2 separate regions of the Mus musculus genome follow, and region 1 is linked to region 2. The links are chromatin loops, found by intact Hi-C in ENCODE. Cell type or tissue: gastrocnemius. All regions are shown on one strand.

Region 1 (2,500 bases), 480 kb after region 2:
TATGTAAGGGGGCTCTGTTCTCCTTTCAGGAAAGAGGACTTGGGCTTCTTGAATGCTGTAGACTCAACACTTCCAAGTCTCTCAAAGCCTAACAAGCCTGGGAAGTCAGGGACAGCGCCCCCTGCTGAGCATAGCACAAAGCAGCAGCCAGCACACTGGGACCCAGTCCAGGGAAGCGGCTGTACAGCCAGCCATGGTGGCCACACAGAGAAGACACAGTAAACCCTCCACACACATTCACGCCATGTGAGTCAGATGTAAAAGCAGCGATGAGAATTTGTCTCACTCGACAAGAGCAGTCACCACCACTAGAGTAAAACAGGCTTATTTTAAAACTAACTAGATTATGGTTTCCAGCCTCAATGCCATATTCTGCCTGCCCATTTTCTGCAGTGTTAAGAGTCTATAAAGTTATTTTCAGGTAAGTTTTGGATGCTAATGAATAAGTGTGACGCAGTCGGTGTCAGCAGCATAACAAAAGCTCTTTGTATGGAGTTAAAATATGCTGTCTACGCTATCCAGAGACCCTTCCCCAAATTATTATTATTTTCAACAAAAGGCACTCAAAACATCTGTGGACCCACTGTGGGACCCCTCTTGGCAGGGTTAGAAAGCTACCAGCGGTGTCAAGTTCAAACATCAAGCAAATACGGGGACAACAGCCTCCACATAAGCTACATGTGAATGTACTGGCCCGCTCCTGAAAACAGTCCCATCTAAGCAGAGAGGAAATGTTCCTGTTGGGACCCAGAAGCTGCTCCTAGGTTTTTCCACACACTCTCTCTATGCCTGACTATAAGAAATGATCCTTTTAAAACAATGGCTCCCAACCTGTAGGGCACAACCCCCTTGGGGGTTGCCTGAGATCATTGAAAACACAGGTATTTATATTATAATTCATAACAGTAGAAATTACAATATCAAGTAGCAATAAAAATAATTGTATGGATGGGGGTCACCACAACACAAGGAACTGTGTTAGAGTCGCAGCACTAGGAAGGTTGAGAGCCACTGTTTTCAAACTAGTTACATGAAAAGCCAAACAGCAGCACTAATATAAAGGCTACACAATTGCTTTCCAGAAGTCCTGCGCAGCCTACAGCCGCTTTTACTCTACTGTGTACAAATACTCCGCCGAATGTATTTATCAAACTCTCTCTGTGTAGAGTGTGAGCAGCATCTGAACCCAGCGGAAGTGACTCCACCTTCCCGTGAAGAAAACCTCCCTGCTCCATCAAGGCTGAGCTGGTTGACTCTCTCCTCGGCTGGCCGCCACCATCTGTTCTCTCACACGTAGAAAAATCATAGCTCTCCTCCTACTGTAGTCTGTTGGTGGGCTGCTCTGCCTCACTTTCCAGCAAAGAGCAACACACACACACACACACACACACACACACACACACACACACACACCACACACACACACACCACACACACACACACATGCATGCATGCATGCACATGCACATTCACGTGCACACACGAACATGCACACACTCCCTACCAATGGCTTCCCTGCTGGTAGCTAGACTGCTGAGGATGAGACAGCAAGCAAGACAGTGTGTTCAAGTCACTTTGTGTGATTTCTGACATAGTTACCCAAACGCATCAGGTCCTGATCCCCAGACTTTGTAAATATTACCTTATTAGGAAAAGGAGATAGAGCAATACAGGGACAGCCAGCCTTCTATTAACAGACTAGCCCAAATGAATCACAGCAGCCTTCTAGAGAGGCAAGGGAATTCACAGGGATGTAAGAGCAGCAATGAAAGCCCAGAAGAGAAACCGGGAAGCTGGAGAGAGACTGCAGTGATGTGGCTGTAGCCTAAGGCTGCCAATCACCAGGAAGTGTGCTCAGAGCCAGAAGCCCCAGACAAAGTGTAGATTTCCATGTCCAAAGCCAGACCTGTGAGAGGATAATTTTTGTTGATTTAAGCTGTGTGGTAATTTACTCCAACAGGTCAAAGCTACTACAATATACTTTCAGGTTTGTGTCCTGTGTGGGCCCATAACAAGCACATAATGAATACAAACTTGGAAGGTGAAAAGGACAGCTGGGGGTTTCTTTACTGTGGAGAGTCAGTCAATATTCATTTGGAATGAGGGATCTAAGGACAGAACAGGAAGAATCCTAACCCAATACCACAGCCTCCTCAGCAACCTCTGTTAACGTGGCCGTAAGGCAGAGCTAAGTCTGGGCCTTTGCTCACTCTGTCTGGCCACCTGGCAGGGTTTTTTCCTACCAAAATCCTGCCACGGTTCAAGGACCAGCTCAAATGTTTCTTCTGTATATGAGTGTGTGTGTGTGAGTGTGTGTGTCTGTGTGTGTGTGTGTGTCTGTGTGTGTGTGTGTGTGTGTGTGTCTGTGTGTGTCTGTGTGTGTGTGTCTGTGTGTGATGGAGGGGTCAGAGAACAACCTCAGGAATCACCATCTTCACCCTGTTGGAGAACAAAGGCCCTTAGCTGTTTTCTGCCGTGTATGCCAGGCTAGACGACCATG
Region 2 (2,500 bases):
GTAACTGGCTGGGTGTAGCTCAGGCACCTGCTTCACCATGTCAAGGTCATTTGTTGGAGGGGAGACAATCAGCTTGACATTAAGTCATTGTCCTGTTGAACAAATATTGGCTCCTTTCTATAAACTTACAACTTCTCTAAAATAAGTGTTAAGTCAGCATGTTTCCCCAAGTTTTACAAGATGTTTTTAGTAGACATTTATAAAGGAAAGCTCAAGAAATCATTTATATTAATCTACCTTCATGAATTTTTTTGTTGTGTTTGGTTTTTACTTATTTATGAACTGTCTTACAGAGATACTAAAAGTAATTGCGACCCTACTTCGAAATTCTCCCCAGTGCCCAGAGAGCATGGAGGTTCGCCGAGCATTTCTTTCTGACATGATTAAACTTTTTAATAACAGTAGAGAAAACAGGAGGTAAGCTGGAACAGAAAGCAGCTATTTACAGTATTCATGTCGACTTTTGGGTGATTCCAGTTTGTCTTAGAAAAATTCCTCTTTATAAGTGTGAGGAAATAACACACAAGAGCTAGAATTTTTATTACCACATTGTTAAAACTGCTTTGGATGTATTATAGATAACTATGGCTTGGGTCCAGCCCCCAGCCCCACATTGGGAATAGGGTTTCACACAAGCCCTACCTGTCCTTCTGTAGAACAGGCTGGCCTGGAACTTATAGACCAACCTGCCTTTGTCTTGTGAGTGCTGGGATTGAAGGCATGTACTAACAAGCCTGGCCTGGTTTGTCCCTCTTCCCCACCTCCCCCATCTTTCTTTTTACAGACAATTAGTCTGTAGAATTCTCTGGTGATTTTATATTTTGTAGTAATTCAATATTTTTTAAAAAATATTTTCAGGAGCTTGCTGCAGTGCTCTGTGTGGCAAGAATGGATGCTTTCTCTCTGCTATTTTAATCCTAAGAATTCAGATGAGCAAAAGATAACAGAGATGGTGTACGCCATATTCAGAATTCTGCTTTACCATGCAGTCAAATACGAGTGGGGTGGCTGGCGAGTGTGGGTAGACACCTTATCCATCACACATTCAAAGGTAAGCTGCCTTATGAAAGTGTATGATGTTTTAAGTAACTGTAATTTTGAATTTTACTCATGTAAAATATTAATATGCTTGAAATAAAGGAAAAAGGCAAGTTATTTTCTGAAAATAAATGAAGTAAAACCAAAGGCATTAATAAAAATATTCCTTACTTATATAGATCTGAAACAATTATTTTCCAGTGTAAGTATTATATGTGTTTAAGTAAAATTGAACATCATGGAATAATATATAGAAATTTAGATATTTATGTATGCCTTACTCAGATTCTTTTTTTCTGAATTTTTATTGTTGTTAGGAAGTTTTGAACACAAGGTGGCGCACCATGTTCAAAGATGGGAGGTTTTTGTTTTTGTTTTTTGTTTCCCTCTTGTAAATAATATAAAGTTGAATAAAAAGAAAAGTTCTGGCTCATATTTGCACTTTGCTTAGTCAAAATCAGGTAAAAAAAATTGGTTTCAAAGAAAATCTCACCTATTTTCCTGTTTTTAACTCAGTGTGTATGTGACCCAGGATGGCCATGAGCTTAGTAATCTTGTCAGTAGTGACCTGGGGCTTGTGAGCCTCCTGCCCCTACCTTCTAAGGTTGAGCGGTCGGCTTCTTCACTTTCACTTCTTCCAGCCTGTTCTTTGCTTTTTTAGCTTAAAAATTTATAATGAAATATTAGAGACACTGAAAGATACAAAGAACAAGGGGCCTAATACTTAGCATTTATGAAATTAAATACCCGTTCTCAAATGTTTTGTCTGTATCCTTCATAGCTCCTACTCCCATTCCCTACTAACATACTTCAATGTTACTATTTATGTATCTTCTTTATACTCTTAGTGAAGTATATACCATATATAGTTTTTTTTGTTTAGCTAGCTCAAGTTATTGAGCCTAGTGCAGTCTATATGCTAGGCATTCTCTCTTGGGTCTTACTGTCAAACCTTTACATCTCTTTTTTTTTTTTTTTTTTTTTTTTTTCCATTTTTTATTAGGTATTTAGCTCATTTACATTTCCAATGCTATACCAAAAGTCCCCCTTACCCACCCACCCCCACTCCCCTACCCACCCACTCCCCCCCTTTGGCCCTGGTGTTCCCCTGTACCGGGGCACACAAAGTCTGCGTGTCCAATGGGCCTCTCTTTCCAGTGATGGCCGACTAGGCCATCTTTTGATACATATGCAGCTAGAGTCAAGAGCTCAGGGGTACTGGTTAGTTCATAATGTTGTTCCACCTATAGGGTTGAAGATCCCTTTAGCTCCTTGGGTACTTTCTCTAGCTCCTCCATTGGGAGCCCTGTGATCCATCCATTAGCTGACTGTGAGCATCCACTTCTGTGTTTGCTAGGCCCCGGCATAGTCTCACAAGAGACAGCTACATCTGGGTCCTTTCGATAAAATCTTGCTAGTATATGCAATGGTGTCAGCGTTTGGATGCTGATTATGGGGTGGA

Evidence for each region. A loop is a pair of places that touch in the nucleus more often than their neighbours do. Peaks named below come from ENCODE experiments on the same cell type or tissue, not always from the same donor. Only the 100,000 strongest peaks of a DNase experiment are listed, where the experiment ranks them.
Region 1: a loop joins it to region 2, with 3 times the contacts of the local background. A loop is called at or near these places in 7 of 42 quality-filtered maps.

Annotation. Positions count from the first base shown.
Region 1 is chr3:86,808,137-86,810,636 of GRCm38, forward strand. The region is part of intron 8 of Dclk2 (doublecortin-like kinase 2); the gene reads right to left. Among named protein-coding and RNA genes, the nearest start is that of Gm46810, 21 kb to the right of the region's middle. In gastrocnemius, a CTCF peak has its summit at 120 (motif pointing left); DNase peaks (open chromatin) are centred at 138 and 1,281.
Region 2 is chr3:86,327,306-86,329,805 of GRCm38, forward strand. Lrba (LPS-responsive beige-like anchor) reads left to right here. Exons shown (of 57, transcript NM_030695.2): 21 at 294-417; 22 at 859-1,051. Among named protein-coding and RNA genes, the nearest start is that of Gm40083, 34 kb to the right of the region's middle. In gastrocnemius, a CTCF peak has its summit at 1,377 (motif pointing right); DNase peaks (open chromatin) are centred at 1,411 and 1,581.